Regions from separate parts of the Homo sapiens genome. Here all the other regions are linked to region 3. The links are chromatin loops, found by intact Hi-C in ENCODE. Cell type or tissue: IMR-90. All regions are shown on one strand. Each heading gives the region's core, and the rest is flanking DNA. Links, peaks and the distances in the headings are about the cores only. Region 1 overlaps PLAC1 (placenta enriched 1). Region 2 has its middle 19 kb from the start of MIR450B. Region 3 has its middle 42 kb from the start of PABIR2.

What was found. A loop is a pair of places that touch in the nucleus more often than their neighbours do. Peaks named below come from ENCODE experiments on the same cell type or tissue, not always from the same donor. Only the 100,000 strongest peaks of a DNase experiment are listed, where the experiment ranks them.
Region 1: a loop joins it to region 3, with 2.3 times the contacts of the local background. A loop is called at or near these places in 4 of 110 quality-filtered maps.
Region 2: it touches region 3 in a loop (9-fold over the local background); 56 of 110 quality-filtered maps call a loop at or near these places.

What each region holds. Positions count from the first base shown.
Region 1 is chrX:134,599,462-134,610,625 of GRCh38, reverse strand. It overlaps PLAC1 (placenta enriched 1), which reads left to right. Exons shown (of 3, transcript NM_021796.4): 2 at 8,504-8,575. It also overlaps the pseudogene RPL21P133. Among named protein-coding and RNA genes, the nearest start is that of PLAC1, 53 kb to the left of the region's middle. RefSeq lists an enhancer at 5,471-6,670. In IMR-90, for the core only: a CTCF peak has its summit at 6,465; DNase peaks (open chromatin) are centred at 6,115 and 6,435; H3K27ac peaks cover 1,458 bases.
Region 2 is chrX:134,516,005-134,527,168 of GRCh38, reverse strand. It overlaps the pseudogene RPL36AP54. Among named protein-coding and RNA genes, the nearest start is that of MIR450B, 19 kb to the left of the region's middle. In IMR-90, for the core only: a CTCF peak has its summit at 6,101 (motif pointing left); a DNase peak (open chromatin) is centred at 6,028; H3K27ac peaks cover 174 bases.
Region 3 is chrX:134,749,369-134,760,532 of GRCh38, reverse strand. It overlaps a transcript of PLAC1 not described here and the pseudogene RNU4-44P. Among named protein-coding and RNA genes, the nearest start is that of PABIR2, 42 kb to the left of the region's middle. In IMR-90, for the core only: a CTCF peak has its summit at 6,711 (motif pointing right); DNase peaks (open chromatin) are centred at 6,742 and 7,772; H3K27ac peaks cover 664 bases.

The sequences.
Region 1 (11,164 bases), core at 3,504-8,503, 150 kb after region 3:
TATCCAATGCAAAATGCCCTTGTTTTATTCATATGGGTAAGGAGCAAGCAGCAAGTATCTGGACTGAGCACAGGGCATGGCAAAGGCAGCCAGAGTGACCCTCCACGTTGACAAGGATTCCTGGGAGGATTTAACATTACTAGTCTAAATTAGGGACCAAGGAAAACTGTTCTCATCTAGTTTCCTGGAAGCTTTGCAATGATACTGGAACCCTAGGAAAACCATGGCCGAGAAGAGATTTTAGGAGGTACAGGAGCCAAAGGTGAAGAGACACCATTGGTGGGTTGAGGGGGACCAGGTATAGTGAAAGCATCAACACTAACATCTTGCCCACAAATAAGATCCCTTCCAGCCAGGTGCGGTGGCTCACGCCTGTAATCCCAGCACTTTGGGAGGCCAAGGCAGGTAGATCATGAGGTCAGGAGTTCAAGACCAGCCTGGCCAACATGGTGAAACCCCGTCTCTACTAAAAATATAAAAATTATCCGGGTGTGGTGGCGCACGCCTGTAATCCCAGCTACTCAGGAGGCTGAGGCATGAGGATCGCTTGAACCTGGGAGGCAGAGGTTGCAGTGAGCTGAGATTGCGCCATTGCACTCCAGCCTGGGTGACAGAGCGAGACTGTCTCAAAAAAAAAAAAAATTTCTTCCACTGATGCACAATGTCTATTTAATGCTGCTATGCTTATACTATGAACTGAACTTTGTCTCCTCAAAATTCACATACTGAAACTCTAACCCGAAATGTGATGGCATTTGGAGGTGGGGCTTCAGGGAGGTACTTAGATTTAGATGAGGTCATGAAGGTGGGTTCCCCGTGTTGGGATTTGTGCCCTTTATAGAAGAGGAAAAGACCAGAGCTTGGAACTCCCTCACTTTCTCTTCACCCAGATGCACCAAGGAAAGGCCACGTGAGGCAGGAAGAGGGCCTTCACCAGGAACTGAATTGGACAACACCTTGATCTTGGACTTTCCAGCTTCCAAAACTGGGAGAAATCAATGTCTGTTGTATATATTTTTGCTATGGTGGCCTGAGCAGACTAAGACACTGGCCATTTACTTCAACTGATTGCCTACATTTTGAAAGTGTTAGAGAAGAATGGTTTATGCTTCTCAGATGGCTCTCAGAATTACGTTAGAAAATATATTTTATTCATTCTTTAAGAAAAATCCGCAAACAATTACCGAGTACCTGCTATGTGCCAGGCACTCTTCTAAGCAGTGACCAAGGCAGACATGATCCCTGCCTTCGTGTAGCTTACAATCTAATGGAAAAGGCAGATATTGAACAAATAATCTTATAAATAGTGATGTTATTTCCAGTTGTTATGTGGTGCTAATGAAGAAGTGAAGGAGCTATGAACAGATATAAGAGGGGCCCATGACCTGAAGAGGGAGGATGAGATGGCTTCCCTGTATGTGTGCATGCGCTTTCCAGGGCATGGTGGGAGATGACAATGACATTACTAGCAGAAAGAATGGCACCACAGGCCAGGTGTGGTGGCTCATGCCTATAATCCTAACACTTTGAGAGGCTGAGGAAGGAGGATCATTTGAGCCCAGGAGGTCAAGGCTACAGTGAGCCATGATTGCACCACTGCACTCCAGCCTGGGTGGGAGAGTGAGACCACTGTCTCTAAAAAAAGAAAAAGAGGCCGGGCACGGTGGCTCACTCCTGTAATCCCAGCATTTTAAGAGGCCGAGGTGGGTGAATCATGAGGTCAGGAGGTACAGACCATCCTGACCAACATGGTGAAACCCCGTCTCTACTAAAATATAAAAAATTAGCCGGACATGGTGGCGGGTGCCTGTAGTCCCAGCTACTCGGGAGGCTGAGGCAGGGGAATCACTTGAACCTGGGAGGCGGAGATTGCAGTGAGCGGAGATGGCGCCACTGCACTCCAGCCTGGCGACAGAGCAAGACTCCATCTCAAAAAAAAAAAAAAAGAAAAAAGAAAAAAAGAAAAAGAAGAGTGATACAATTTGATGGAATAAAGCACATTTACAGTGTTCTCCAACCACCACCACTATTTCCAGAACATTTTCATCATCCCAAAGGAAATCCTATGCCCCTTTAAGTACTCACTCCCTGTTGTTCCCTCCTCCTTGCCCTACATAACCACTGATCTATTTTCTGTATCTGTGGATGTGAACATTCTGGATATTTCATGTAACTGGGATCATATAGCAGTCTTTTTGTGTCTGGCTGCTTTCACTTAGCATAATGTTCTCAAGGTTTATCCAAATTGTAGCATGTATCAGCACTTCATTCCTTTTTATGGCTGAATAATATTCCATTGTACTGATAGACTACATTTTGCTTGTCCGTTCATCAGCTGATGAACATTTGGATTGTTTCAACCTCTTGGCTATTATCAATAGTGCTGCTAAACATTTGGGATACAAGTTTTTGTTTGAACACCTATTTCCAATTCTATTGGATATGTATCTAGGAATAGACTTGCTGGGTCATATGGTAATTCTGTGTTTAACTTACTGAGGAACAAGAAAATAGCACTACTTTTATTGTTGTAAAGAAAAACTCAACAACCAAAACATAATCATATGGAGATATATATTTGTATTTTTCTTTTGCAGCTTGAAGGAATACACATTTGTTGTCTCCATTTTTATGGTTCAGTCCAGGCACAGCTTAGCTGGGTCCTCTGCTCAGTGTGTCATGAGCCTGCAGTCCAGGTGTTGTCTAGGATGCATTCTCATCTGGAGATCTGGAGCTTGGGGTCCGCATCCAAGGTTGTTCAGGTTGTTGACAGAATTGAGTTCCTTGCTGCTCTAGTGCCGAGGCTCTCACCTCCCGGAGGCTGCCCCTCTCTCCACAACCTTGTTTGCTTCTTCATGTCCAGCAGGAAATGCTGTCTCTCTTCAGGGAGGGCTAATAGCTTTCACTTGATTACATCAGCCCCACCCAAGATAATGTTTTTTATGTTTTGTTACAGTCCAGAGGCCTTTTTTTTTTTTTTACATATATACCTATTATGCCATGAATTCATGCGGAGTAGGTTCCAGCAGCTCCGGCTCCTTCCCACTGGTTCTTGCACAGTGTGCTTCTCTGGGTGGAGCGGGCTGGTGCTTCAGTTGAACCCAGGTACCTTTCTCTTTGGCTTCCTTTTTCTCTGAACAGTTTCCTTCATGCAATTCAGGATGCTATTTTTTGGCTCTTAATAAAGTGCTTAATATGCTCAATATGCACATTAATTCTCTTGGCAAGAATCTTAACCTTGTGTTTTTAAAATAATGCCAACAGCACACTGGGTAACAATGTAGGCTCTTCCAGTTTTGCCATGAAAACATTTGTGGGGTATTCCTTTCTGAACAGTGCCCATTCCCTTGATGTCTACAATATCACCTTTCTTGTAGATTCACAGGTATGTGGCCAAAGGAATGAACCCACGTTCTCTAAAAGGCCTAGAGAACACGTATTGGGTGCCTCTTCTCTTTCCCTTTGTGTTCATTATTTTGGCAAAATACTAGAAGATGGTGGTTCTGGCCAAAAGTGATCATCTGTCTTTTTTATTAACTCAAAATCAGCTGATATGTGACTTTAATTACATCTTGAAGCTATATTTTAAAATATTTTGTACAGATGTAGAGGGTACAAGTGCAGACTTCCTACATGCATATATTGTACCATGGTGGAGTTTGGGCTTTTGATGTACTCATCACTCGAATAGTGAACATTGTACACAATAGGCAATTTTCTGCAAAACACATGATTTCATTCTTTTTTATGGCTGGGTAGTGTTCCATGATGTATAGCTACCATATTTTCTTTATCCAATCCACCACTGATGGACGCTTAGGTTGGTTCCATTATCTTTGCTATTGTGAATAGTGCAGTGATAAACATGAGTGCAAGTATCTTTGTCATATAATGATTTATTTCCCTGTAGGTAGATACCCAGTAGTGGGACTCCTGGATCGAATGATATTTCTAATTTTAGTTCTTTGAGAATGGATCAAATGACATTTCTATTTTTTGTTCTTTCAGAACTATCCCTACTGTTTTCCTTAAGTTGTGCTAATTTACATTCTAACCAACAGTACATAAGCATTCCCTTTTCTCCACATCCTCACCAACATCTATTTTTCTTTTTAATTATAGCCATTCTGACTGGTGTAAGATGGTATCTCATTGTGGTTTTAATTTGTGTTTCTCTGATTAGTGATGTTGAGTGTTTTTTTCACATGTTTATTGGCCACTTGTATGTTTAAAGCTATATTTTTAAGCATTATGATAAGCAATCTAGCCAGATTAGTGACAAAATGAACCCTACTCTCAAGGAGGAGAATCCAAGTGAGTAATTCAGCACACGCACATCACTACAGTTAGAAAAACTACACAAATACAACTTTTTTTTTTTTTTGAGATGGAGTCTCACTCTGTCACCCGGGCTGGAGTGCAGTGGTGCGATTTTGGCTCACTGCAGCCTCCGCCTCCCAGGATCAAGCGATTCTCCTGCCTCAGCCTCCTGAGTAGCTGGGACTACAGGTGCATGCCACCACACCCAGCTAATTTTTTTGTATCTCTAGTAGAGACAGGGTTTCACCATATTGGCCAGGATGGTCTTGATCTCTTGACCTCGTGATCCACCCGCCTCGGCTTCCCAAAGTGCTGGGATTACAAGCGTGAGCCACCATGCCCGGCCACAAATACCACTTTCTATTGGCCAACCCAGGAAGAAACATGAACTTCCTTCCTCAAGTTTGAGGCTGGAGTCTTTGTCTTAGCCTTCAGTCACTAGAGTAAGACTGGTGTTCTCCTCATCCAACCATGAACACATTGAGGACAAGGGCACATCTGAGTCATCTCTGTCATCCCAGTGCATGGCACAGTCAACATTTGTTGGTGGAAGGAAGGCAGGAATGCCACCCATCCCCCCCGGGGAGATGGTCTTGGGCACAGTCTCTCTTTGCATTGCTCCTGCAGGGTACTGAGCCACCTCTACCCTCACAGCAACCTCCTCTCCATCATCCATCACTTCAGGTCACTCAATGATGAGCAAGCCAGCTGATAGCACTTTTTAGCTACACAAATGGATAAATCACAGAAACCAACATTTGTCAGACTCAGCTATCCTGATTCTTCTTGTGAACAAAATGATCATTAATTCCTTTAGACGAGTCCCCCAGTCTCCAGCCATTTGTCTCCTTTCCCCATGGGCAAATAAAAATGGGAATCTTATTAGTGGTCTCTAGTCATCTCATAGCATTGCGGGGAGAGCTGAAGCTGGATGAATGGACATCCCTGAGCTTGTGGAGTTCTCACCAAGTGGGCAGTGACTGGGTATGATCCCCTTTGGAGCCTGTCACTGCTGTTGACATTGAAAATACCGGTGTGGAAACAAATGCTGTCTTTGTCACAGGCTCAACTACAGGGGCCTCTCCTTCCCTAAGCTGGCAGCTGAGACTAAGTACTTGAGATCCCTGGGCCAGCTGTTGTGAAGTAAACGCCAGGCAGTAGGTAAGGCAAGATTCAGAACTGGGCAGAAAGCCAGGCTGGAGAGGGAGCACTGATAGGAGGGGAGCACAAAAGTTGGCAAACAAATGCTTTCCAAGTAGGTTTTAAAAAACACAATCTGGCCTCTAAAGTAGACAAAGCACCAATGGGGGGTGCAGGGGTGGGGGTGCTGCCTGAAAATGCCTGCTCTGACTATCAGCTCAAGAAGATTCTAGAACTGGAAAGGCACTGTGAGCAATGTTTCCCGAGGAGGCTTCCCTTGGAGCACAGAAAGATAGCCACACCCTTTGAAGTTAGCTGGGAGCTTACAAAGGGCAGTGTTGTTTCCACTAAGGAAGAATGATAGCCCTGCATAATGGTGTCCTTATTCTGTAAACCCCAGACCTTGTGCGATGAGGGGCAAGTGAGCCTGCAGGCCCCAGCAAAGGGGGAGGAAATGGTTGGCAAAACACATACTTTTAGCTTGCTTACTGGTCAACATGGAAGGTCTTCCCTAGGAAGATGGTGTGGTCAAAGTCAGGGGTCTGTTTCAACTCTCTTCCAAGGATGATTGCTAAATCATATCAAGATACCTTTTTAATTTGATGATGGCTGATGTAAGTTTCCAAATGCTTGCATCTTCTGTCATGTTTGATGTATTTCAGTGAATCATGCCACAAGCTGAGAGGCCCTAGAGATGAAAGGCTGATGAGAAAAAACGGATGAGCCCATTGTTTTACATCAGAATGTGAATGGTGATATTTCTGAGTAGTGGGATTCCTGTCACACAAAAGGGGAAGTCAGTAGGCTGGCAGTAGCTGCCAAGGGCAGCTTATTGGACAATTATTAGGGAATGGAATCCTAAAATTGGAATTTTAACATAGCCTTGATCAACTTTGGAATGCCTATGGTATTGCATCATACATGCTTATGTCAGGGACCACTTCCAAAATTCTGACTCATCTCCCAGGCCAATGAAACCATTTCAGCATGTGAATTACACCCCTGGTGTTGTCCAAGGGAATTTTTGTCAGCCCTGGTGCCCAGGACTGATTCCATTAGGCCTAGGAGAAGCTGTGTGGTGCAACAGAAAGAGCCATGAGGAGCCCTGAGCTCTAGTCCTAGCTCTGTTGCCAATTAACTGTCATTCCAAGTGAATCTTTTAGTGAATCTGTGTCTTGGTTTCTTCAGCAGTTGAAAAGAGACAGTTGAATTTGATGAGTTAGTCTCTTACGGCTTTAAAAATAAAAATGCATGTTTCATAGCTTGGCATTTAACAAAGAATTGTGGATATGTAAGTAATCTAATTTTATAATTTTCTTTAGGTATGAAAGGGACCTTAAACATCGTATAGTCCAACCCCTTTATCATACAGATGTAGAAACCAAGGTCCAGAAAGGGGAAGGGATTTGATCAATTAGTGCAGAATTAGGGTTAGAGATCAGGTTTCTGGATTCCCAGTCCAGTGCATTTTCCACTACATTTATTTTTAAATCAAGTAATACATGAGCATGGTTTAAAAATATCAAATAGGCAGCTGGGTGCGGTTGCTCACACCTGTAATCCCAGCACTTTGGGAGGCTGAGGCGGGTGGATCACGAGGTCAGGGGATCGAGACCATCCTGGCTAACACGGTGAAACCCCATCTCTACTAAAAATACAAAATACCCAGGCGTGGTGGCGGGCACCTGTAGTCCCAGCTACTCGGGAGGCTGAGGCAGGAGAATGGCGTGAACCTGGGAGGTGGAGCTTGCAGTGAGTGGAGATCATGCCACTGCACTCCAGCCTGGGTGACAGAGCAAGACTCTGTCTCAAAAAAGAAAAAAAAAAAAAAAAAAAAAAAAAAAAAAAAAAATATATATATATATATATATATATATATATATATATATATATATAAAATACAGAGAGCTGATAATAAAAAACAACAGTTCTCTGCCCCACTCCTCCCCATCCCCAGTCCCACTCCTCAGAGGCAACCATTTTTTAACAGATTCTGTTGGCAATTCATCTGATAGTTACTTCTGAATCTCTAAATATTACTCTGTTCCCATTCTTGATTTATCCATTTTGGACATTATCTATTAACTCCTGTTATAAAAATGGAAGATTTAGCTCACTTAACATTACTCCCAACTGCCTCTCTTTCTTCTGCCTCCCCATGGTTGATAGCAATATTTTATGAGATTTTTAAAAATTCACTTTTTAAAATAGCATGCTATTTTAAAAATTTACTTTTTTGGTGTACAGCTCTATGAGTTTAGGCAAATACATAAAGTCATGTAACTGCCACCACAATCATGATATAGAACAGTTCCATTACCCCCCAAATCCCCTCATGCTGCCCTTTGTAATTGGCTTCTCCCTTTACCCCCTACACTGATCTGTTTTGTTGCTACAATTTTGTCTTTTCCAGAATGCCCAGAAATTGAATCATATACTATATAACCCTTTGATACTGACTTCTTTCACTCAGTATAACTATTTTGAGATTCATGTATGTGTTGTTCATTCTTTTGTATTGCTGAATAGTACTCCACTGCATGGATGTACCACAGCTTATCCATTCACCAGTTGCAGACCATTTCAGTTGTTTCCAGTTTGATAGCATTATTTTTAGTTATTCTATTGGTTACTTTTTAACTGAAAATCATATACTGAAACCTCTACTTCTTGCACCATCATCCACTATATAGTAAGTAGGTCTTCTTTTTCAGAATAGTAAATGCTTTGGACTGATTGAAAAACATAATACTTTCATTTCTTTAGTCACAGTTTTAGACGGATTTAATTTGAGGGTGTGATTTTTCATGGGGTTGGGAAGGTTTGCTCAAATGCTGTCCAGCAGCCCTATTCAAGGCTACAGCCATTCTAAATGCCTCCTGTCACATAGGGGGCCTTCTCTAGTACCAGATATGCTTGTTGCTGGGAAGATACGCATGTACTTTCTGTTCTGACCGTTGCTAACTCAGGCAGTAGTTTTTGGGAAAAAGACCTTTCTTCATGTGGATTTCAGCTTTTGTCTGTCATGCTTTTTCTGTTCCAGCTGCCTTCACCAGTGAGCACAAAGCCACATTTCAAAGGAAACTGACAAATTATCCCCAGCTGCCAGAAGAAGGTTAGTTTTCTGTGTGTTCAGTGTCCCCCTTCTCTGATAACCAACAGGTTAACTTTCTAAAGGGAACTGACAAAAGCAGAAATTGTCCTTTTACCCAAATGAGTTGTGATTGTTGATTTTTTTAAAGATGTGGATTTGTAATATTCCTCTCCATTCCTACTCTAATTTATACCAGGAAATAGAGTGTAAGTGATCACAATGGAACCTCTATTGTTTGCAAGATTCATATTAATGCATTCTGGTTTTTTAAGTGCTTACAAGATCTAAATTAATTTTTAAATTAGCTAGCATAGTGTCTTTACTCAATGAGTAGCCATTTAAAGGCTGAATGATGTCAGCCCTGGCCATAGAGATTTATGTGTTGTTATATTTCATTTGCATTTTTAACCATCTTTGTACATGTGTTATGCCTCTAGCACTTATGCTGTATAACAGGAGAGAGTCTAATGCCTAGCACAGTACACTACATATAGTAGGTGCTCACTAAATGCCATTTGAATTGAAATGATCCAAAAGAGTGTCATGTATATATGATGGTAAAATATTCTGTGTTAATGCAGTGAGTCAGGCATTCTCAAACACTAATAGGAATGCAAATTGGTACAACTCTCCCACAGGGCAACTTGGCAAAATGCTCGAAAGCCTTAACAATGTTCTTATCCTTTCACCCAGTAATTCTCCTTCTAAGGATTTATCCTAAAAGGAAATAGAGATGCACAAAAAAATACAAATACATGGAAATTCATTGTGGCAATATTTAAAATAGAGAAAAAGTGGAAAAAACTTAAGTTGTCCATACTATGAAATCCTATGCAGTAACATTTATACTATGAAATGCAATGTAATTATTTAAAATCATGTTTAGAAGAATATTTAATGACATGAGTAAATGCTCATGGTCTAACTTAAGTGGGGGAAAGGAGGATACACAAACATACAGTGAAATCCCAAGTGTGTTTGTGTGTGTGTGTGTGTGTGTGTGTGTGTGTGAAGAAAAAAAATGACTAGAAAGAAATAATAGAAATATTAACAATGATTAGCCAGCCATGGTGGCACATGCCTGTGGTCCTACCTACTCAGCAGGCTGAGATGTGAGGATCCTTTGAAGTTTGAGGCTGCAGTGAGCTGTGATTGCACCACCGTGCTCCAGCCTGGGTGACCATGTCCCTAAACAACAAACCACAAAGCTATAATTATCCCTACGTTGTGGGATTATGAGTCATTTTCATTTTCTTATTTTTGTAATGAGCTTATCTTACTTTAAAATCCAAATTTTTTTAATTTGAAAGAAGTAACTACTACTTATGCTAGAGGGCTGACATTCATAAAATCCTAGTAATGAGATGTAGAACCATTTCTCCAACTAGTGTCAAATCTTCATCCTTAAAAAAAAAAAAAATGAGATCGGGTCTCACTCTGTTGCCCATGCTAGAGTGCGGTGGGCTGATCATAGCTCACTGTAGCCTCAAACTCTTGAACTCAGTGTCAACTCTTCAGATGACATGTGGATGGTTACGGCAGTGGTCAGTTTTTAGAAAAATTAAATAAAGCCCAGAAGCCATTTCAGATTTAAATGCTCTGAGGGGTGGGGTACAGTGGCTCATGCCTGTAATCCCACCACTTTGGGAGGCCAAGGTGGGTGGCTCACTTAAGCCTAGGTGTTCAAGACCAGCCTGGGCAACGTGGCAAAACCTCATTATACAAAAAATTTAAAAAATTAGCCAGGTCTGGTGACATGCACATGTAGTCCCAGCTACTCTGGAGGCTGAGGTGGGAGGATTGCTTGAGGTCAGAAGTTCCAGACCAGCCTGGGCAACATAGGAAGACCCCATTTCAACAAAGAAAAAAATGTGAAAAATAAGTCAGACATGGTGGTATATGCCTGTAGTCCGAGCTACTCAGGAGGCTGAGGCAGGAAGATCGCTTGAGCCCAGGAGTTCAAGGCTGCAGTGAGCTGTGATCATGCCACTGCACTCCAGCCTATTATTATTTCAATAATAATAATAATAATAATGCTCTGAGCCTTAGTTTGATATTGAAAGGAAAATATGTTTATCCTTTTCTCTAGGCCTAGTTAATTTTCATCCTTTTCTCTCCATCCCCACCCCTTTTTAAACTTTCCAGATCTGTGGAACAAATGTTGAGCAAACTGGAAATAAATAAAATCCAATGGCTTTAAGATACCACAAATCCCTCCCTTCCTGTGTACTAATGGCTACCTGCCCATTCTACTCCCCAGAGTGAAGGGCTAGAGTCAGCCAAAATGGAGGCTTTTCTGATTCAAACATGAAAAATGCAAATGCTCAAAAGATAGAAAAACTTAGGAAGTCTGAAAAGATTGAGACATAACATGTACAACTCTCCCTCCCCTAGATTCTTAGCTTCACGTGATATAAACTGTTGGGCTCTGCTGGGGGAAAAACCCAATCATAGAAGGCAGATATATTAGTCTGTTCTCATGCTGCTCTGCAGAAATACCCAAGCCTGGGTAATTTATAAAGGAAAAAGGTTTAATTGACTCACAGTTCCACATGGCTGGGGAGGCCTCAGGAAACTTACACTCATGGCGGAAGGGGAAGCAAACATGTC
Region 2 (11,164 bases), core at 4,167-9,166, 230 kb after region 3:
CACAGTCTCAGAAATTCCTTTTATTGTACTCTTTCTCAGGAAGCTACTGGAGGGTGAATGCAAAATGAGGGAGAGACACCAGCTTTTGTAAATCGCAGGCTAGGTAATTTGGACTAACACTACTGCTAAAAATATCAGAGAAGGTGGACAAAATCATTTACAAATATCCTCAAAAGTATAAAATACTTAACAAGACAGTGAGAAGGTAGTGCATCGAGCTCCAAAGAGGGCAAGAACCCAGAGAGATGAATCCAAATCTTGGGCATCACTTTTGCTCAGAGATAGGGAACAAAAGCCAGGGTCCAGGGTCAGTCAAAAATGGAGACTCTGGCTGAGTGCGGTGGCTCATGCCCATAGTCCAGATATTTGGGGAGGCCGAGGCAGGAGGATTGCTTGAGCTCAGGAGTTCGAAACCAGCCTGGGCAATATATGGAGACCCCCGTCTCTCAATAAATAAATAAATAATGGAGACTCTGGGAAACCATCCCTACTTTGGGGTGGTATCCTGAAACACTCTACCCTAGGAGTAAAGATGACTTGGAAGTAAACTAGCTCTCACATGCATTGTAGCCTGCATTCCATTCATCCGAGTAACCCAGAAAAATCTCATACCCTGAAATTAAATTCAGTTGATTTCAGATAGCTAGTAGCCCCAGACACCTGAGGATAAAAGTACAAGTATTCTTTGGAGGAATACAACAATATCCTGGGCTTCAAACTATTTATTTAAAATAAAATCTAATGTCTACGTCATGCAATGCATGTTTGTGCAAAACCTGGCGCTAAAGCATTTGTAGATGACCTGCTTCTGTGTGAGGGTTTCATCCACAGCGGGGCAGTTCTCTCACTGTGATCTATGGAGAGTCAGCCTTTGACACAAGGGTTTGTAAGAAAAAAAAAATTATTAAAAGAAAAATAAGAAACAATAAGAAACAAGAATATTTATTTATTTATTTATTTATGTATTTATTTGAGACAGAGGCTCACTCTGTCACCCAGGCTGGAGTGCAGTGAAGCGATCTCAGCTCACTGCAACCTCTGCCTCCCAGGTTCAAGCAATTCTCCTGCCTCAGCCTCCCGAGTAGCTGGGACTACAGGTGCCCACTACCACGCCCAGCTAATTTTTATATTTTTAGTAGCACACTTGGTTAATTTTTGTATTTTTAGTAGAGACGGGGTTTCACCATGTTGGCCAGGCTGGTCTCAAACTCCTGACCTCAGGTGATCCACCCACCTCGGCCTCCCAAAGTGCTGGGGCGTGAGCCACTGCGCCCTGCTGGAAACAAGAAATTTTTAAAAATAAGAAAATTTTAAAGAAAAAATTTAATATCCAACACATAATCAAAGATAATAAAATACCTCACATCATGAATGTTGTTTTTTGTTGTTGTTGTTGTTGTTGTTGTTGTTGTTTTGAGACACGGTCTGTCGCCCAGGCTGGAGTGCAGTGGCACAATCTCGGTTCACTGTAACCTCTGCCTCCAGGTAGCTGGGACTACAGGCGCCTGCCACCACACCCAGCTAATTTTTGTGGTTTTGGTAGAAACGGGGTTTCACTGTGTTGGTCAGGCTGGTCTTGAACTCCTGACCTCAAATGATCCTCCGTCTCAGCTTCCGAAAGTGCTGGGATTACAGGCATGAGCCACCGCGCCCGGCCTCAAACACATAAAGATTTAAGACACCGTGTCAGTGGTTTGGGGCTGGTATAATAGAATGCCGTAGACATAATGGCTTAAACAACTTATTTTTCACAGTTCTGGATGCTAGAGGGCCAAGATCAGAGCAAAGCATAGTTCGTGGTGAAGGCCCTCTTCATGATTATATCCTTACATTGCCTTCATTGGTATTTGGAAAGAGAGTGAGACAGAGAGGGAAGCGGTGGGCGGAGACAAGAAAAGCAAAACAATGTACAACAGAGGATATGTTATCATAGTACAGTACCTCACTCAGCAGAGAACAATGTTTATTTAGTCATTTTAATGAAAACACCAAATGTAAATTAAGCAAAACTTGCTAAAACTTTGTTGGGAGGATGGAAAGAGGATAAATGTGTGTGTGCCTATATGACAGTTAAATCCTCATCTTCAATATTTGCCAGTCAATTGGTAATATTTAAAATGTAACATCAGGCCAGGTGTGGTGGCTCACACTTGTAATCCCAGCACTTTGGGAGGCCAAGGCAGGCAGATCACCTGAGGTCAGGAGTTTGAGACCAGCCTGGCCAACATGGTGAAACCCTGTCTCTACTAAAAATACAAAGATGAGCCAGGCATGGTGATGCCCACCTGTAATCCCAGCCACTTAGGAGGCTGAGGTAGGAGAATTGCTTGAACCCAGGAGACAGAGGTTCCACTGAGGCAAGATCATGCCACTGTACTCCAGCCTAGGTGACAGAGTGAGACCCTGTCTCAAAAAAAAAAATTAAAAATTAAAAATAAATAAAAAAATAAAATGTAAAATCAGGAAATAGCAACATAAGTACAGCATTTTATTTATTTGTAAATCTAATTTATCATTTAATTTCTCCTTTGATCCATGAGTTGCATGGAAGTATTAGTTGACTTACTACAATGTGGGAATTTTTTTCTATTTTGTTGATTTATGATTTAATTTCACCGTGATCAGAGAGCATACTTTAGATTTCAAAGCCATTATCCTCAGCAAACTAATGCAGGAACAAAAAACCAAACATGGCATGTTTTCACTTATGAGTGGGAGTTGAACAATGAGAACACATTGACCCAGGGAGGGGAACAACACACACTGGGGCCTGTCGGGGGGGCTGGGAAGGGCGCGCATCAGGAAGAACAGCTAATGCGGGGCTTAATACCTAGGTGATGGGAAGATCTGTGCAGCAAATCACCATGGCACATGTTGACCTCTGTAACCAGCCTGCACATCCTGCATATGTACCCTGGAACTTAAAATAAAAGTTGATGAAAAAAATTTTTAAGACTTACCGTATCTCCCTGAATATGCTCTATCTTGGTGACCATTCTATGTGCCCTTGAAAGGAATGTGTCTATTCTGCTGTTGTTAGGTATACTGCTCTGTAATTAGATGCAGTTGGTTGACAGTAAATTTCAGATCTCCATTATATCCTTATAGATTTATTTATTTATTTATTTATTTTGAGATAGAGTCTCACTCTGTCGCCTGGGCTGGAGTGCAGTGGGTTGATCTTGGCTCACTGCAACCTCCACCTCCCGGGTTCAAGCGATTCTCCTGCCTCAGCCTCCTGAGTAGGTGGGATTACAGGCGCCGGCCACTACGCCCAGCTAATTTTTTTGTATTTTTAGTACAGGCAGGGTTTCACCATGTTGGCCAGGCTGGTCTTGAATTCCTGACCTCATGATTCGCCCGCCTTGGTCTCCCAAAGTGCTGGGATTACAGGCGTGAGCCAGCCGATATTTTTTGTCTATTTGTTCTATCAGTTGCTGAGAGACTGGTGTTAAAATATCTGACTACGATTGTGGATATGTCTATTTCTCTATATAATGCTGTCAGTTTTTACTCATGAACTGTTTTGCTCTGTTGTTAGGTGCATACATATTTAGGATTGTCATGTCCCTAGTGAATCGTTTATTTTATATTATCTAATGGCCGTCTTTCTTTGGGTAATTCTCTTTGTCTTGAAGTTACTTTGTCTTATATTAATATAACCATGAAGCTTTCTTACACTTGTTGCACATTTTTTCCATCCTTTTACTTTCTTTTTTTCACGAAGCATAAATTTCTCCACAAAGGGAATTTTAATGATGGCTCTAGCTTATTCCCTCCCCAAAGGCCAACTGTAGGCTGGGCATGGTGGCTCAAATTTGTAATCCTTGCACTTTGGGAGGCCGAGGGCGGATCACTTGAGGCCAGGAGTTTGAGACCATTCTGGGCAACATGGAGAAACCCCATCTCTACAAAAAATACAAAAATTAGCTAGGTGTGGTAGCACATGCCTGTAATCCCAGCTACTCAGGAGGCTGAGGCAGGAGAATCACTTGAACCCAGGAGGTGGAGGTTGCAGTGAACCAAGATTGCACCCCTGCACTCCAGCCTGGGCGACAGAGTGAGACTCTGTATATATATATATATATGTTTTTTAAATGGCAGCTGTAACCAAATGAAGTGAACATAACCTCAAGATTGTATTTTCTTCACAATAAAAAAGATCACGCTAGAACTGGATCACTTTGCCCTTTCTCTTCTTATCTCCTTCCAGTTCAAAATGTTTGCATTCTCTGAGAAAAGCAATTGGGCTCAATGCTCTCATGTCTCGGTATAATCTTAGTACTTTCAGCCTTTTTCCGGAAAATCAACTTAGTCTGCCCACCATAGCCACTCTACTTCCTGTCATAACGCCACTTTCCCCAGGCATAAAGAGAATGCTTGCCCTTCTTGTACTGTGTCACTTTGTGGTATTGGTGATTCCTAAACTTCTTACAGAAAGTCTGGTGACTTTTAGGAATGTTCACCAGGTTTGCGAGAGTGCTATCAGCATAAAAAGCTCATCCTTTTAATCTTTCTGCGTCTTTATATTTAAAATTAGTCTCTTGTAGATGGAAGAAATAGGCCAGTCAATTACTGGCTAATGACCTTTATACTTGTGTAGGCTTGATTACAACCGTGTTGGGCAAGATGGTAAAACAGCAATTTATCTGTATCTCTGCCCTGCCCATTTCCTTTCTAATTAAAACATTGCTGAATAGCACTTCACTGCCTGCTCTCCTTGTTACAGAAGTAGAAATTTCGGCCAAGCCTGGTGGCTCATGAGTGTAGTCCCAGCTGCAAGGGAGACTGAGGCTAGGGGATCACTTGAGCCCAGGAGTTGGAGGCTACAGTGAATTGTGATTGTGCCACTGCACTCCAGCCTGGGTGACAGAGTGAGACCCTGTCTCTAAAAATGAAAATAAAAAAATAAAAACCAGCTGGGTGTGGTAGTTCATGCCTGTAATTTCAGCTCTTTGGGAGGCCAAGGCAGGAGGATCACTTGAGCCTAGGAGTTGAAGACCAGCCTGGGCAGTATAGCAAAACCCCGTCTCTACAAAAGAATACAAAAAGAAAAAAAGTAGCCAGGCACGATGGTGCCTGCCTGTGGTCCCAGCCACTCAGGAGGCTGAGATGGGAGGATTGCTTGAGTCTGGGAGGTCAAGGCTGCAGTGAGCTGTGATTGTCCCACTGCACTCCAGCCTAGGCAACAGTGAGAAAAAAAATCTACCACAACACCCAACCTCCAAAGTAGGCTCTTAGGAAATACCTTTAGTTCAACCTGTGTTCTTCCACATCTCATTGCCCCTGCCTCTACCACCTGCACCTACCTCCCCCAAGAAACACTATCCTGGCTTTTGTGTTTATTATTCCTTTGCTTACAAAACATAGTTTGTCACATATTATAAACCTATGTTCTGGCCACCTATTGCTGCCTTAAAAACTACCTCAAAACCAGCCTGGCGCAGTGGCTCATGCCTATAATCCCAGCACTTTGGGAGGCTGAGGCGGGTGGATCATGAGGTCAGGAGTTCGAGACCAGCCTGGCCAACATGGTGAAACCCTGTCTGTACTAAAAATACAAAAATTAGCTGGGCGTGGTGGCGCACACCTGTAATCCCAGCTACTCAGGAGGCTGAGGTAGGAGAATTGCTTGAACCTAGGAGGTGGAGGTTGCAGTGAGCCCAGATCACGCCACTGCACTCCAGCATGGGTGACAAGATCGAGACTCTGAAAAACAAAACAAAACAAAACAAAAAATCTACCTCAAAACCTAGTAGCTTAGAGCATCCACCATTGAATTGTATCTCCTGATGTTATGGGTTAGGAATTCAGGCAGGGTTCAGCTGGGTGACTGTTCTTTTCACACAGCGGATGGGCCAGTCTGGGAAGTGCTAGTGAAGTCCTCTCATCCCAAGTCTGGAGGCTTGGTGGGGTTGAGTTGAAGACTGAGTCAGCTGGGACTGTTTACTGGAGAATGGACTCCAGAATGACTGACTTGGGGTAAGCCGACTTCTCATATGGTAGCCCAGGACATCCAGAGATATTCCAAGAGAGCCAAACAGAAGCTAGAAGGCTTCTTATGACTTAGCCTCAGAAGCCCTGGAACTTCACTTCTGCTGCCATCTATTGGTCAAGCCAGTCTCTAAGGCCAGGCCAAATTCAAAGGGAGGGGAATTAGCTTTAGGTAAGGGGAGAATTAGAAAAGCATTTGTGGCAGAGGCTAGTCACAGTGGTGGGCACCTGTAGTTACAGCTACTCAGAAGGCTGAGGCAGGATCACTTGAGCCCAGTAGTTCAAGGCCAGTCTGGGCAACATAGCGAGACCCTGTCTCTAAAACTAAATACATAAATAAATTAATTAATAAAAATGCATAAATTTTAAAATAAATGGTATGGGAGAATTGGGTTAAAAAAAGAATTTGTGGCCGTCTTTAATCTCTCACAGCCCCTACACAAGATTTATTTTTTAGTATTTTTAAAGCCAGATGGTGACAGGGGCCCTGTACATGCTGAACGATCCACAGCAAATGTCACCTTCTTATTTAGGCTTATCCTGATACCGTATTTTTTCTTTCTTTCTTTCTTTCTTTCTTTCTTTCTTTCTTTCTTTCTTTCTTTCTTTTTCTTTTTCTTTCTTTCTTTCTTTCTTTTCTTTTTCTTTCTTTCTTTCTTTTCTTTCTTTCCTTCTTTCCTTTCTTTCTTTTTTCTAAAAAAAAATTTTATTATGGAAAGATTGAAACACATAAAAATATAGTATCATGAACTCCCACATGTACCCATCACCCAGCTTCAACAATTATCAGCCCATGAACCATCTTGTCACAGCCATATCTGCACCCACATCCCCCAACTCCCATATTATTTTGAAACAAATCCCCAACATCAAGTCATTTTTATCTGCAAATTTAGTATATGTTTCTAAAAGATAAGGACTCTCTAAAAAAAACCATAGCCTTAGTATTATTCCGCATTTTCAAAAATAATTCCTTAATATCAATGGATATTCAAGTCAGTGTTCAAATCTCCAATTGTCTCATAAGTGTCATAAATGGGTGTGTATTTTAAAGTTTGTTTGAATTGGGATCCAAATGAGGTCCAAACATAGCTACTGGTTCATCTTTAAGTCTCTTTTAGTCTAGGTTCCTCCATCATGTCTTTATTCCCTGCAATTTATTTGTTGAAGATACCAGGTAGTTTGTCCTGTAGAGTTTCCCATAGTCTGGAGTTGGCTAATTGCATCCCTGTGATGTCATTTAACACGTTACTCAGTCTCCTGTATTTTCTGTAAATTTTTAGTTGACTCTAGAGGCTTGAATAGATTCAGGTTGATTTTTTCTTTTTGTCAAGAATACTTCAGAATACTATGCAGCCATAAAAAAGAAGAAGAAGATCATGTCCTTTGCAGGGACATGGATGGAGCTGGAAGCTGTTATCCTCAGCAAACAAATGCAGGAACAGAAAACCAAACACTGCATGTTCTCACTTATAGGTGGGAGCTGAACAATGAGAACACATGGACACAGGGAGGGGAACAACACACACTGGGGCCTGTCGGGGGCGGGGCGGGTGGTGGGAGAGCATCAGAAAAAAATAGCTAATGGATGCTGGGCTTAATACCTAGGTGATGGGTTGATCTGTGCAGCAAACCACCATGGCACGTTTACTTATGTAACAAACTGCACGTCCTAAACATGTACCCCAGAACTTAAAATAAAAGCTGAGGAGAAAAATAAAAAGAATACTTCATAGGTGGTATACTGGGTTAAATAGTGTTACCCAAATTTCATGTCTACCTGGAATCTGTGAATGTGACCTTATTTGGAAATAGGGCCTTTGTAGATGTAATCAAGTTAAGATGAGGTCATACTGGATTAGGGGAAGCCTAATCCAATATGACTGGTGTCCATAAGAGGGAAATTTGGACACAGACACCCATAGAGGGAAGATGGCCACATGAATATGGAGGTAGAGGTTGTAATTATGCAGTCATAAGCCAAAGAATATCAAAGCTTGCCAGAAACCACCAGAATCTAGGAGGAAGCAAGGAAGGATCCTCCCCTAAAGCCTTTGGAGGGAGCACAGCTCTATTGACACCTTGATTTCAGAGTTTTAGCCTCCAGAACTTTGAGAGAATAAACGTGAGTGTTTTGTTGTTGTTGTTGTTTGTTTGTTTTTGAGATGGAGTCTCGCTCTGTTGCCAAGGCTGGAGTGCAATGGCGAGATCTCACCTCACTGCAACCTCAGCCTCCCAGGTTCAAGCGATTCTCCTGCCTCAGCCTCCTGAGTAGCTGGGATTACAGGTGCCCGCCACCATGTCTGGCTAATTTTTGTATTTTTAGTAGACACGGGGTTTCACCTTGTTGGCCAGGCTGGTCTCAAACTCCTAACCTCAAGTGATCTGCCCGCCTCGGCCTCCCAAAGTGCTGGGATTATAGGCATGAGCCACTGTGCCCGGCCATGTGTTGTTTTAAGACACTCATTTTATGGTACTTTGTTATGGAAGCCCTAGGAGATGAATCCAGGTGGTGGGCTGTTTCTCCAAAAGAGACATATAAGAGACCAGCCCCCCAAATATAAAAAAATTGTAAAACACATAAGATCTAGTTGTATCTCTTTTTGTGGTGCTGGCAGCCACTGGTGATTAATTCTATTCTTCTTATTAGCCAGAATACTTCCATAAAAAGAAATATCCCCTCATGTATTATTTGAGTAGTCAGTGGTAGTCTGTGTCGAAAACAGTATAAATGCTTGTTTATTAAAAAGTTTCCTTATAATTATCTGTCTTTTAAAAATCACTAAAGAACTGGCTTGCTAGCATCTTCCAACAGTAACTAATTAACCGAGTTTTGTTTTGTTCTGTTTTATCTTTTTGGTGCAACAAAATGTTCCAGGCTCTTCCTGTACACTTCTTGACCCAGACCTTGAATTAGCCATCTCTCCAAGGAGACCTGTTCATTTCTGTGGGAAATCCGTGTTTCAGTGTTCCAATCTGAACCTTGCCTACAACCTTGCCTTTCAAATTACAAACTGGCCCATCCTTCTGCCTCTCAGTCTCCTTTATCCTCCTCTATTTTTCCATAGTAATGTTCTCCTCCTAACATACTATATATCACTTATTCATTATTATTTGTTGTATATTAAGTGCCACAAAATTAGAGACATTTTTCCTTTGTTGTTGTTGTTGTTGTTGTTGTTCACTTATGTATCCCCGGTAGCCAGAAGAGTGCCTGGCCCATACGTAGTATTCAATAGATATTTGCTGAATGACTGAATGAATTGCACAGGCTTAGAGGCTGGACTGGACCATACATTTTATCTCATGTATGCCAAAGATGCTGACCACAGTAGAGGAAGGAGGTCTTTTGTGAGGACAGACTTTCAAATGACAATTCAATCTCTTTAATGATTATTGCATTTTTTTCAGATTTTCCATTTTTTCCTTAGTTTGATTCTAGTAATTTACTCTATTTAGGTTCTCAAATGTATTTCTATAAAGTCTTCACAATATTCTCTTATTATAGAACATTTCAAAAATATTATAGAACATTTCAAAAGTATAAAAATACATAAAAGAGTGCAGTTTTGTTTTTTTTTTTGAGACAGGGTCTCACTCTGTCATCCAGGATGGAGTGCAGTCACACGATCTCGGTTCACTGAAACCTCTACCTCCTGGGCTCAAGTAATCCTCCCACCTCAGCCTCCCAAGTAGCTAGGACTATAGGTGTGCACCACCAAGTCCAGCTAATTTTTGTATATTTTGTAGAGATGGGGTTTTGCCATGTTGCTGAAGCTGATCTCTACCTCCTAGGCTTAAGTGATCCTCCCAACTCAGCCTCCCAAGTAGCTGGAACTACAGGCATGTGCTACCGCCGCACCTAGCTACTTTTTGTATTTTTAATAGAGACAGGGTTTCCCCATGTTGCCCAGGCTGATCTTGAACTCCTGAGCTGAAGTGATCCTCCGGCCTTGGCCTCCCAAAGTGCTGGGATTACAGGTGTGAGCCACCATACCTGGCGCCCTGGATTATCTTCAAGGAAATCCCAGATATCCCACCATTTTATGATAAGTATCTCAGTATATACATCTAAAAGATAAAGGGCTTGGCGCGGTGTCTTACGCCTGTAATCCCAGCACTTTGGGAGGCCAAGGCAGGTGGATCACCTGAAGTCAGGAGTTCAAGATAAGCCTGGCCAACATGGTGAAACCCCATCTCTACTAAAAATACAAAAATTAGTTGGGCGTGGTGGCGCTTTTCTGTAATCCCAGCTACTTGGGAGGCTGAGGCAGGAGAATAGCTTGAGCCTGGGAGGCGGAGGTTGTAGTGAGCAGAGATCGCGCCGTTGCACTCCATCCTGGGCTACAGAATGAGACTCCATCTCAAAAAATAATAATAATAAATAAAATAAAATAAAATAAAACATAAAGACTTATTTCTAGTATTTTCTTCATGATCGTTAAAATCTCTACTACGTCTATAGTAATGTTCTGTTTTATTTTTAATATTGTTTATGCCTTCTCTCTCCTTTTTTTTTTTTTTTTGAGATGGAGTCTCGCTCTGTCGCCCAGGCTGGAGTGCAGTGACACGATCTCGGCTCACCGCAAGCTCCGCCTCCCGGGTTCACACCATTCTCCTGCCTCAGCCTCCCGAGTAGCTGAGACTACAGGCGCCCGCCACCACGCCCGGCTAATTTTTTGTATTTTTAGTACAGACGGGGTTTCACCGTGTTAGCCAGGATGGTCTCGATCTCCTGACCTCGTGATCCGCCCGCCTCGGCCTCCCAAAGTGCTGGCATTACAGGCGTGAGCCACTGAGTCCGGCCTCTCTTTCTTTTTAAACTTTAAATTTCAAACTTACAGAAATGTTGCAACAATAGTACAAAGAATTCCTGAATATCCTTTACCCAGATTCACCAGTTTAAAAAAACTTGCCCCACTTGCTTTATCACTTGCCTTCTCTCTGTATGTGTGTGTGTATATATATATTTTTTCAGAAGCATTTGTAAATTGGAGCTATTGTTCTCCTTCACCTGTGGATATTTCAGTGTGTATTTTCTAACAAAGACATTCTTTTACACACGACAGTACAATAAGAAAATTTAGCCTTGATTTGTTACTACTATACTCCAATCTTGACAACTGTTTCAATACCATCCTTTATAGTTACTTTTTTCACAGTCCAGGAT
Region 3 (11,164 bases), core at 4,025-9,024:
GCTTCCAGTCTTTTGCTATTATCTAACAATGCTGCAATGAATAACATTGAACATATGTCAGATAAATTCCTAGGGGTGGAATTACTGGGTCAAAAGGTATATATATTTATTATGTTTGATAGTGACTTCCAAATTAAACTGAAAATTTTGTAATTTTTTTTCCACTCTAAAGAAATAGAAGTTCAGTTTTGTGCAGTGGCAGCATCATAGCCAGTGAGGTTTATCTGAGGAGTGATTATTGCTAATTGAAAACTTTTCCCAGTACCCCGCCATGATGGCTTGAAATATAGTTGGCGTTGGCATTTTTTGACAGTCTGTATGGAGACTAAACTAAAAATAGAAATGAAGAAAAAAGAAATGGAAGTTCATAATTTAAAATTTTTATTTTTTTGTACAAATTGATGGGGTATAAGTGAAATTTTGTTACATGTATATAATGCATTGTAATGAAGTCAGAGTATTTAGGGTGTCCATAACCCAAGTACAATATATTTTTGTTAAGTATAGTCAACCTAATGTGCTGTCAAACACTGAATTTATTCCTTCTGTCTTACTGTATATTTGTAAGTACCCCTTAACCCACTTTTTTTCATCCTCCTCCCTACCCCCGATTCACCCTTCCCAGTCTCTGTTATCTGTCTGTCCACTCTCTATCTACATATGATCAAGTTTTTTAGCTCCCACATATAAGTAAGAACATTCAATATTTGTCTTTTTGTGCCTAGCTTATTTCACTTAAGATATGACTTCTAGTTCCATTGATGTTGCTGAAAATGACATGATTTCATTCTTTTTTATAACTATATAGTATTCCATTGTGTATATGTACCACATTTTCTTTATCCATTCATCTGTTGATGGACATTTAGGTTGATTCTGTATCTTTGCTATTTTGAAGAGTGCTGCAGTAAACATAGGAGTGCAGGTATCCCTTTGATATATTGATTTCTTTTCCTTTGGGTAGATACATGGGATTGTTAGATCAAATGGCAATTCTATGTTTAGTTTTTTGAGAAATCTCCATACTGTTTTCCATAGTGGCTATACTAGTCTACATTCCCACCACCAATGTATAAGAGTTCCTGGCCGGGCTTGGTGGCTCATGCCTGTACTCCTAGCACTTTGGGAGGCCGAGGCGGGTGGATCAAGAGGTCAGGAGTTTGAGACCAGCCCGGACAATATGCTGAAACCCTCTCTCTACTAAAAATACAAAAATTAGCCAGGCATGGTGGCGCACACCTGTAGTCCCAGCTACTCAGGAGGCTGAGGTAGGAGAATCACTTGAACCCAGGAGGTGGAGGTTGCAGCGAGCTGAGATTGCACCACTGCACTCCAGCCTAGGCGACAGAGTGAGACTCTGTCTCAAAAAAAAAAAAGAGTTCCTTTTCTCTGCATCCTCACCAACATCTCTTATTTTTTGTCTTTTCAGTAGTAGCCATTCTGACTGGGGTAAGATGATATCTCATTGTGGTTTTGATCTGCATTTATCTGATGATTAGCGATGTAGAGTATTTTTTCATATACCTGTTGGCTGTTTGTATGTTTTCTTTTAAGAAATGTCTATTCATGTCCTTTTCCCATTTTTTAGTGGGAATATTTGTTGTTTTCCTATTATTTGAGTTCTTGGTATATTCTGGATATTAAGTCCCCATTAGATGAATAGTTTACAAATATTTTCTCATATTCAACAGGTTGTTTCTTAACTCTATTGATTGTTTCCTTTACTGTGCAGAAGATTTTTAGCTTGATTTGCCTATTTTTGTTTTTGTTGCCTGTGCTTTTGAGGTCTTAGTCATAAATTCTTTGTCTAGATCAATGTCCAGGAGAGTTTTCCATAGGTTTTCTTGTAGTGTTTTTATAGTTTCAAGTCTTATGTTTAATCCATTTTGAGTCGATTTTTGTATATGGTAAGAGATAGGGGTCCAATTTCATTCTGCATGTGGCTATTCATTTTTCCCAGCACTATTTGTTGAAGAAAGTGTCCTTTCCCCAGGGAAAGTTCTTGCTGGCTTTGTCAAAAATCAGTTGGCTGTGTATGTGGCTTTATTTCTGAGTTCTCTATGCTGTTCCATTGGTATATGTGTCTGTTTTTATACCATTACCATGCTGTTTTGGTTACTATAGCCTTGCAATATATTTTGAAGTCAGGTAATGTGATGCTTCCAGCTTTCTTTTTGCTCAGGATTGTTTTGGTTACTTGGACTCTTTTTTTGTTCTGTATGAATTTTAGGATTGTTTTTTCTAATTTTGTGAAGAATTATGTTGGTATTTTGATAAGGATTGCATCGAATCTATAGATAGCTTTGGGCAATGTGGTCATTTTAACTAGATTAATTTTTCCAACCCATGAGCATGGGTTTTTTTTTTCCATTTGTCTATGTCATCTTCAATTTCTTTTATCAGTGTTTGTAGTTTTCCTTATAGAGATCTTTCACCTCCTTGTTTGAAGTTATTCCTACATATTTTATTTTTGTAACTATTGTAAATGGGATTGCCTTCTTTTCTTTCATGTCTAGATCATTATTGGCCATCATATAGAAATGCTAATGATTTTTGTACATTGATTTTGTATGCTGCAACTTTTTATTTTAAAAGAAGTCAAGCCTACAGAAAAGTTGAAAGAATAGTACAATAAAAACCCATATACCCTTCATGAAGATTAAACACTTGTTTACATTTTGCCACATTTGTTCTCTCTCTGTGTGTATACATATATATAACACTACATAGAACATACATATATATATATACATATTTTATGAACCATTTGACATTAAGTTGGAGATATCAAGACACTTTTTCAGCCTGTATTGCCTAAAAACAAGGGTGTTTACCTACATAATCACAATTTTGTTAGCACACCCAAGAAATTTAAGATTGACAGAATATTATTTTATTCATAGCCCATATTCAAATTTCCCGATTGCCCCAATAATGTCATTTAGAGCTTTTTTTTGTTTGTTTCAATCAAGGATCCCAAATTCAGGATCAAAGGTCATACAAATTCATGTACTTGTCATATCTCTAGTAGTCTTTCATATAAAAGTTTCCCACTTTTTTCATCTTTCATGAAATATTCATTTTGAAGACTCTAGGCCAGTTATCTTGTATCATGGCCTAAAATTTGGATTTGTCACATTGTTCCCTCATGAATATATTCAGGTTAAACACTTTTGGCAAAGATACCACATAGGTGGTTTCCATTGCCTCACGTCAGGAGGTGTATACAATGTCAATTTGTCCTATTGCCAAGTTGGATCACTTGACCAAAGTAGTGTAATCCAGATTTCTCCATGTAAAGGCACATTCTCCTCCTTTGTAATTAATATTCAATTAATATCTTTAAAGTATGACCATGTAAATATTCTGTTCCCCAATAATTTTCATCTGATAGTTTTAGCATTCATTATAATCCCTATCTGAATCAGTTTTTAACACAGTGGCTGCAAAGGTACGTTTTCCCAATTCTGTTGTTCCTTCCACATTTATTAGCTATCCATTCGTCTGTAAAGGAAGCTGACCCCTTTTGTTTTTCATGTCACTTCAAATTCTTTTTTAAAATTAATCTGTATAACCTGTTACCATTATTGGACTCGTGCCTGAATAGACAGATCAACAAAACAAAGCAGAAAGTCCAGAAATAGACCCAAGTATATATGAAAATGTAATCTTTTTTTTTTTTTTGAGACGGAGTCTTGCTCTTTCCCCCAGGCTGGAGTGCAGTGGCGTAATCTCGGCTCAATGCAACCTCCGCCTCCCGGGTTCACGCCATTCTCCTGCCTCAGCCTCCTGAGTAGCTGGGACTACAGGCACCCGCCACCACGCCTGGCCAATTTTTTGTATTTTTAGTAGAGACGGGGTTTCACTGTGTTAGCCAGGATGGTCTCGATACCCTGACCTCGTGATCCGCCTGTCTCGGCCTCCCAAAGTGCTGGGATTACAGGCGTGAGCCACCGCGCCCGGCCGAAAATGTAATATTTAATAAACAGTTTATTACTGGGGCAAAGATGGACTTTTTAAATAAATTCTATTGGCACAACTGGATAGCCATTTGGACAAAAAGGTAATTTGGTCCCATACTTCACATTGTACCCTAGAATAAGCTCCAAATGGAGCTTATTATATAAAATATTTAAAAAATAAAAAATAAAACCATATAGGTACCAGGTGGTCCAAATATTAAAAAAAAAAACATATAGGCACTAGAAGAAAACGTCGATTAATTTCTTTATAATCTGGGTGTGGGGAAAGCCTTTTAAAATATGACTCCAAATCCAAATGCCATAAAATGATGAGTATTTTCAAGTACATAAAAATCAAAGTAAAAACCTTTTTTTGCATGGCAAAAATCAGATAGGCAAAGTCAAAAGAAAGATGATGAAGGCCGGGCGTGGTGGCTCATGCCTGTAATCCCAACACTTTGGGAGGCCAAGGCGGGCGGATCTCGAGGACAGGAGATAGAGACCATCCTGGCTAACACGGTGAAACCCCGTCTCTACTAAAAATACAAAAAATTAGCCGGGCGTGGTGGTGGGCACCTGTAGTCCCAGCTACTTGGGAGGCTGAGATAGAAGAATCACTTGAACCCGGGAGCCAGAGGTTGCAGTGAGCCAAGAGCACTCCAGCCTGGTGACAGAGCAAGAATCCATCTCAAAAAAAAAAAAAAAAAAAAAAAAGAAAGAAAAGGAAAAAGAAAAGAAAGATGATGAAACTGAGAAAATACTTATAATGTATACATAAATAAAGGTCCAATATCCCAAACATATAAAGAACTTTTTAAATCTAAAGAAAAAAGGCTAAAAAGTCTCAGGAGGAAAATGGGCAAAAACATGAATACACAGTTCACAGAAGAAAGTATACAAATGATCCTTAAATATATGAAAAGATACTCAACTTCACACATAGTAAGAGATGCAAATATATTTAAAATACACAGTCAACTTGACCATCTGGATCATTTGGAGAGGAGGAGCAATGCCAGGTTAGGTTAAGTTCTCCCATTTAGGCACTCCTTGATATCCCTGGGCTTCACCTTTTATGGCACTTATCTGACTTGTAATTACAGTGATTGTTTAATGTCTGTCTTCCATACTAGTTACCAAATGTATAAGAATAGTGACCAAGACTATCTTATTCACACTGGTATCCCCAGCTCCACGCACAAAGTAAATGCTCAATTAACATTTGTCAAATCAATGAACAAACAAACTACAGAGTACTTATACTCACCAATAAGAGCTACCACTTAATAGTTGGATGAATGAATGAGTAACGTGGAGGCAAGGAATTGAATCTAAATCTATGTTTTCTGTAGTTCTCTCTCCCCGCTTCTCTTTCAGTTCTTGCCCACTTTCCATGGCAAACTCTCTCTCCTATTTTTTCTCCCTAATTTCCATCTAATTTCCACATGCTAGCTAAAGTAAAACCTTCAGCATGGCCTATGCTCATAAAATGTGTGCCTAGATCAAAAATAAGAAAAGTTGCAAATTTACATGATAAATTGGATGTTAGCATCTGAAGTGCTTTAAAATGGCCTGCTTTCTTATGTTTCTATAATTATTTTCTTATGCACCAAAATAAGAAAACTGAAAAATAATTTATTGTTAAAGTCATTCCAACATTTATCTTATTGCTAAAACTGCTTCCTACCGTTTCATTGCAAACCTACAGTATTTTAGCTTTACTTTTGTGAATCAAATTGGAACTCTAACCAGCGTAATCTTGTCTCTTCAAGAAAATGCATTGTAGGCACCAAAAAAAAAAAAAAAAAAAAAGAACAATAAATGTTCGAAATGTAGCACATTTGTAAATTGGAAGACAGCTTGTTTATGAGTGCCTGTTGATTAAATTTGTTAATGAGCCCTTAAGAAATTGCCCCTTTTTCTCCTACCACTAGAAATCCTTGATGGATTTTTCTATTACATCTAATTTTCAACACATAGAATAAAGCCTTCCATCTATGTTGACTTTTACCTCAGAAGTTGAGCGAGTTACTTGATTTTTACAAGCCCAGAAAAATAGGCTTCCCCCTAGACAGTCATTGTAAAAGGAGTCTCTTGGTAGCAGATTCCATTTTTTTCTAATACTATAATTATAGATCGATCCAATAAATGTTACTTTAAAATTTTGCTCAGTGGAAAGGCACTATAGAAAAATCTCATGTATTAGCCTAAAGCAGCTTGAATCTACTCCCTATCTTGTGAATGTTTAGGAGTTTTGATAGCCTATATAAATAAGTGTGCTGCATAGCAGCAGTTATTACAATAAAACAATATTCTGCTGGATTTTGTTGAAGCTTTGATTAATGTGAATATAAATTGATAGGGACAACAGAAAGTTTGAGGTTAAAATTTAGGTAGCAACCTTGCCATAACGTATTGTAAAAGTACCATATGCTCATTGGATAATATATGAAAAGTAATGAAAAATAGAAAAAAGTTTAAAGTGAAAATAAAAATCACCATAATTACGCCAGGCAGAGACAGCTGTGTGTTTGTGGGGTTTTCTATGTGATGGAACTCAGATGCTATATGCAATATTTTAGTCTATGGAAGCACTTAAACATTGATAGTATTTTTTAAAGAAATATTTTGTGTCATCCGGGGTATTTAAGTTTTATGGTTTAGCACACTACTCTGGAGAATGGTTTGAGACTCCCGAGTCGAGAAATCAATTCACAGAAGTCCTGTTTCAATTACCTGCAGATGTCAGTGTGGATCTGAGTGTGATTCAACACTTTGTTCCAGGATGTGGTGGGACAGTTGAAGTCCAGTTGTGAACCAGTTGCTTATTAAACAAATAACAGTTTAGTTTGGATGAGAAATGTGAGCTGTAAGGACCTCAAGTCTCCGAAATTTCTTTTTATAAAATCTAAATAAGCATGGATATATTCTCCAGTTACATCCAGTTCACAGAAGATTATACCATCTCGTTCCCGCCCCTGATTGTTTAAACAGCCTAAGATTAGTTATAGTGCTGGAGAAGTAGAGTTGATGTCGTTGGGCTTATTAAATTTGACTCCAGCCCAGATGGCAGGTCTGAGCGATACATTAGGAGCTGTGTTGGTTTACTTTTTGCTGTTATCGTATATTTAAACTCAAAGTTTAAAACTGATGATTCCAGCTCTAAAAGGGCATCATCTTTGCCATTGCTTCTGATGCTTATCTGCTTTTCTACATGATCCCGCTCTTTCATGCAACTTCGTGACATGAAAAGTCAATGTCGATTAGGCTAGGAAAATGTCAGGGAGACTTGCAGTGGCTCATTTTACCAAAACACAATTGTTTCTCGGGCCACGACACAAATCTGCCATCTGTTTCATAAGCTTGCAGGCTTCCTCTGAAGTATAATTTGCTATATATATTGGTACAGAAATTGTTGGTAGCTTATGTTTACCTAGCAACATAATCTGTTTGGTAGAAGGCTGTGGGAAAGGAGGCTTTGTGGAGGAGGATTTTCTTTTTCTTTCTTTTTTTAAAGAGAGCAGTTTCTTCATCTACAAATTATCTTTAAGTGCAAGAAAGGCGGATGTGCTGGCCCAAACAATCTGCCTTTTATACCATTTTAACCTAAATTGCCTAGTAAATGCTCACTTTGGGAGTTATTTTTGCTATGTCAATTATCTCATATATACATGAATGCCCTCTTTTCAATTTATTTTTCTTTTCATACAAATCACTGTGAAATAACTGCCTTGACCTTCTAGCTGTAAAAGATCACCGAGCTTTGGGACTGCCTGCATCTGTCCAGTGTGTATTTCTCCTGTTTCCCAGTGCTCTTAGTGTGACTTGTGGGTTTTGAATGTTGAATTTACATTTCAAGGATGTTTGTCAGGGCCTGGTAGTCTTTAAGTTAAATGTAACAAAATCAAGCAGCCTGCACTGTGTTGTCTGCATTACATTAATTTTCATTTAATTGAATGAGCTGTATATTTCTACCTACCCACTTTCTTAGCTTTCTTATCAGCAGAGCAATGTGTCTGTTGAAAGAAAAAAAAAGCCAAGGGGAGAAAAAAAAGTTTTGACTTTCCTTCATGTTAGTTATAGACATCATATGCTGGTAAAGGTTAGAGTGTACTTTCTACATTCATTTTGAGAAGGGGAAGAAAGTGTTGTCCTGTCAACTTCCTTCATGTAACACCAAGGTATAATTTGCTGCAGGCTTATTGCATGATATTGCCCTTCTGAAAGTGACGGGTTTTTCATTTTAATCTATAGCTATTATGTAGTTCTCAATGAAGAGGCAATGTGGAGGTTACTAACCCACTTCCCTCTCTAAAAAAAAACAAACAAAGAAGAAATGAAAAGAAAAACGAACTTCTATATCATCCTGAGACTTTGAAACTAGTCCTGAGAAAAGACTGTAGCAGAATTGTTATATGGACAAAGTTCCTTTAGCCAGAGCCATCCCATGTCTTTCATCTTGCAGCCTTTGTTTCTGCCCCCTTGAGTCCCTAACTCTTCACAAGCCCAGAAATCTCCTCACAATGTAGCCTCACAGGAAAGCACTGATAACTTCTACAGAGTTGGCCCTGACAGTTTTGCAAGGGACATAGGAATTAACTGGGTTGGAAAGCAGGTTTCCTTGCATCACTGGGAGCAGCCATTAATAATACAAACATTTATTCTTGGTGTTCTCCAGTAATGCTAGTCATGGAAGTGAGAAATTGACAGCTTGAGTTGTGAAACTGAGACCCATTTTTATACAGAGCAGATAGTTAAAGGCAAGTGAGAGAAGATGAGCTAATGAGAGAAGGGTTGACAAAAGAAGAGCAGAGGACCGGGCTTTTGCAACAGAAGGGAGATGTAGGATGAAAGATCCTGGAGGAGTGAATGATCAAGGAGGGAAGCTTATTGTCTTATTTAACCAACACTTCTTCAGCATTGGTAGTGTGCCAGAGACAAGAGATGGGAGGAACAGGATAGAGAGGAGACATTTTTAGGAGGGTGATGAATGAAAACAAAATGGTAGAAGATGCCCCAAAAGTCTTTAGTGGCTTTATTTCTGTCGAGAAGGTCGGAAGTCAGATTGCAGAGGAGCAAGAAAGGAATGCAGCATTCATTCTAAAAGTTTGGCAGCATTCTAGAGACTGGTAGCTGGAAGGGTAGGAGGGTCACTTGTAGAGCAGTTGTTGATGTTGTTGTTGTTGTTGATGGTGATGCAGTTGTCTGCATGAGATTGAAGAGCCAATGGGATAGGAAATAAATCAGAGGTCCCTGGTGAGCAGTGCTGTCCACTAGAACTTTCCACGATGATGGGAATTACATACATTTGCACCGTCCCATTCAGGAGCCGCCAGCACCACGTGGCTGTTGAGTACTTGAAATGTGGCTAGCACAATCAAGAAACTTCATTTTTAGCTTTATTTCATTATAATTCATTTACATTTTTCTTTTCCTTTTTTTTTTTTTTTGACAGAGCCTTGCTGTGTTGCCCAGGCTGCAGTGCGGTGGCATGATCTTGGCTCACTGTAACCTCTGCCTCCTGGGTTCAAGCGATTCTCCTGCCTCAACCTCCTGAGTAGCTGGGACTACAGGTGGCGCCCCCACACCAGGCTATATATATATATAAATATATATATATATATTTATAAATATATATATATAAAAATATATATATATAAATATATATATAAATATATATATATATATTTATAAATATATATATATAAAAATATATATATATAAATATATATATAAATATATATATATATATATATATTTTTTTTTTTGTATTTTTATTAGAGACAGGGTTTCACCATGTTAACCAGGCTGGTCTTGAACTGCTGACCTCAGGTGATCCACCTGCCTCGGCCTCCCAAAGTGCTGGGATTACAGGCTTGAGCCACTGCGTCCGGTCATAATTCATTTACATTTAAATAGCTACACGTGGCAAGAGGTTACTATCTAGGACAGCAGAGGTCTATAAGGAGAAAATAAATGTGGGAGTAAGAAAATGGGAAGAGATGAATTCTAGAGCAGAGTAGGAGGCAGTAACTTAGTATTTAGGAAAAATCTTCATCTGATGAGAGATGCTCTCACATCTCCAATAGCTAGGGGAGTTCAGACCCATAGCGTAAATGTTTTCAGCAACCGAATTGTCAAGCTCATCTACTAAAAATGGGAGAGTTGAGAGGAAGAAGATTTGGGGACCCGAGGAGAAAGATTGGGATATTCACAGCATACGGTATATCAGGAACAACTGGGCAGTGATGGGAACCAAACTGTGGTTGACAGCATGAGTTTGTGGTGGGCCAAGTCTAAGAGGCTCAACATGGGCCAAATTTGTACTGAGCCAAATGCGTGCAATTCCATATAAGGTTCTTTCTGGAATAAGAAACAAACTAAAAGGATCTGGAAAAAGGATATTATGCAATTTAGGCTTAGAAAGTTATGTTTGAGTATATCCCAGCAGCTCTGTTACTCTCTCTTAAACATCTTCTGATAAATTCCATTGGTTTTTTTTTCTGATGAATTTAAGCCTTGATAGTATAAAATGTATTTAGAGGAATCTCACTAGGCAGGTTAGGGCCCTTCTGCCTGGGTGGTGTTTGGTTAGGGTTATCTGCAAGATTCCATTGCTTGTTCTCCAAGCAAAAGAGCTTTCGGGTAGCTCACCCACGCCTCTCTGGTGATAGGAGTGGAGATGGTGGGGGCTTCCTTATAGCTAGAAAAATTATAGCACTGTGTAAGCCCATTGCTATTTAACTAACACTCTTTCCAGATGTTCTTGGAATGGAGGCCAGGGGCAAGATATGCTTATTGCAATACAGCTTCTATTTGTGGGAAAGGAGAAAAATTAAAGGAATGAGCAGATAGAAATGGAAACTGATCAGCTAGTATTTTTCTATATGTTAATAACACGAAAAGAATTAATTATGAACTGAACAGAGTTTTCTTTAAAATCCAGGTATTAGGCAGCAATTTAAAATCTTGATTTTTTGATAGAAATATCTCAACAAGCTCAAATTTTTGACTTCAGAAACAAGTGCACTCTTTGGCTACCTCGTCAGTCCTGTGGATATTTCTGTGTAGGCATTTGGTTCTTGTTTTCTTCTGTCACCCAGGTTGGAGTACGGTGGCCTGAACATGTCTCACTGCAGCCTCAACCTCCCAGGTTCAAGGGATCCTCCCACTTTAGCCTCCCGAGTAGCTGGGACTACAGG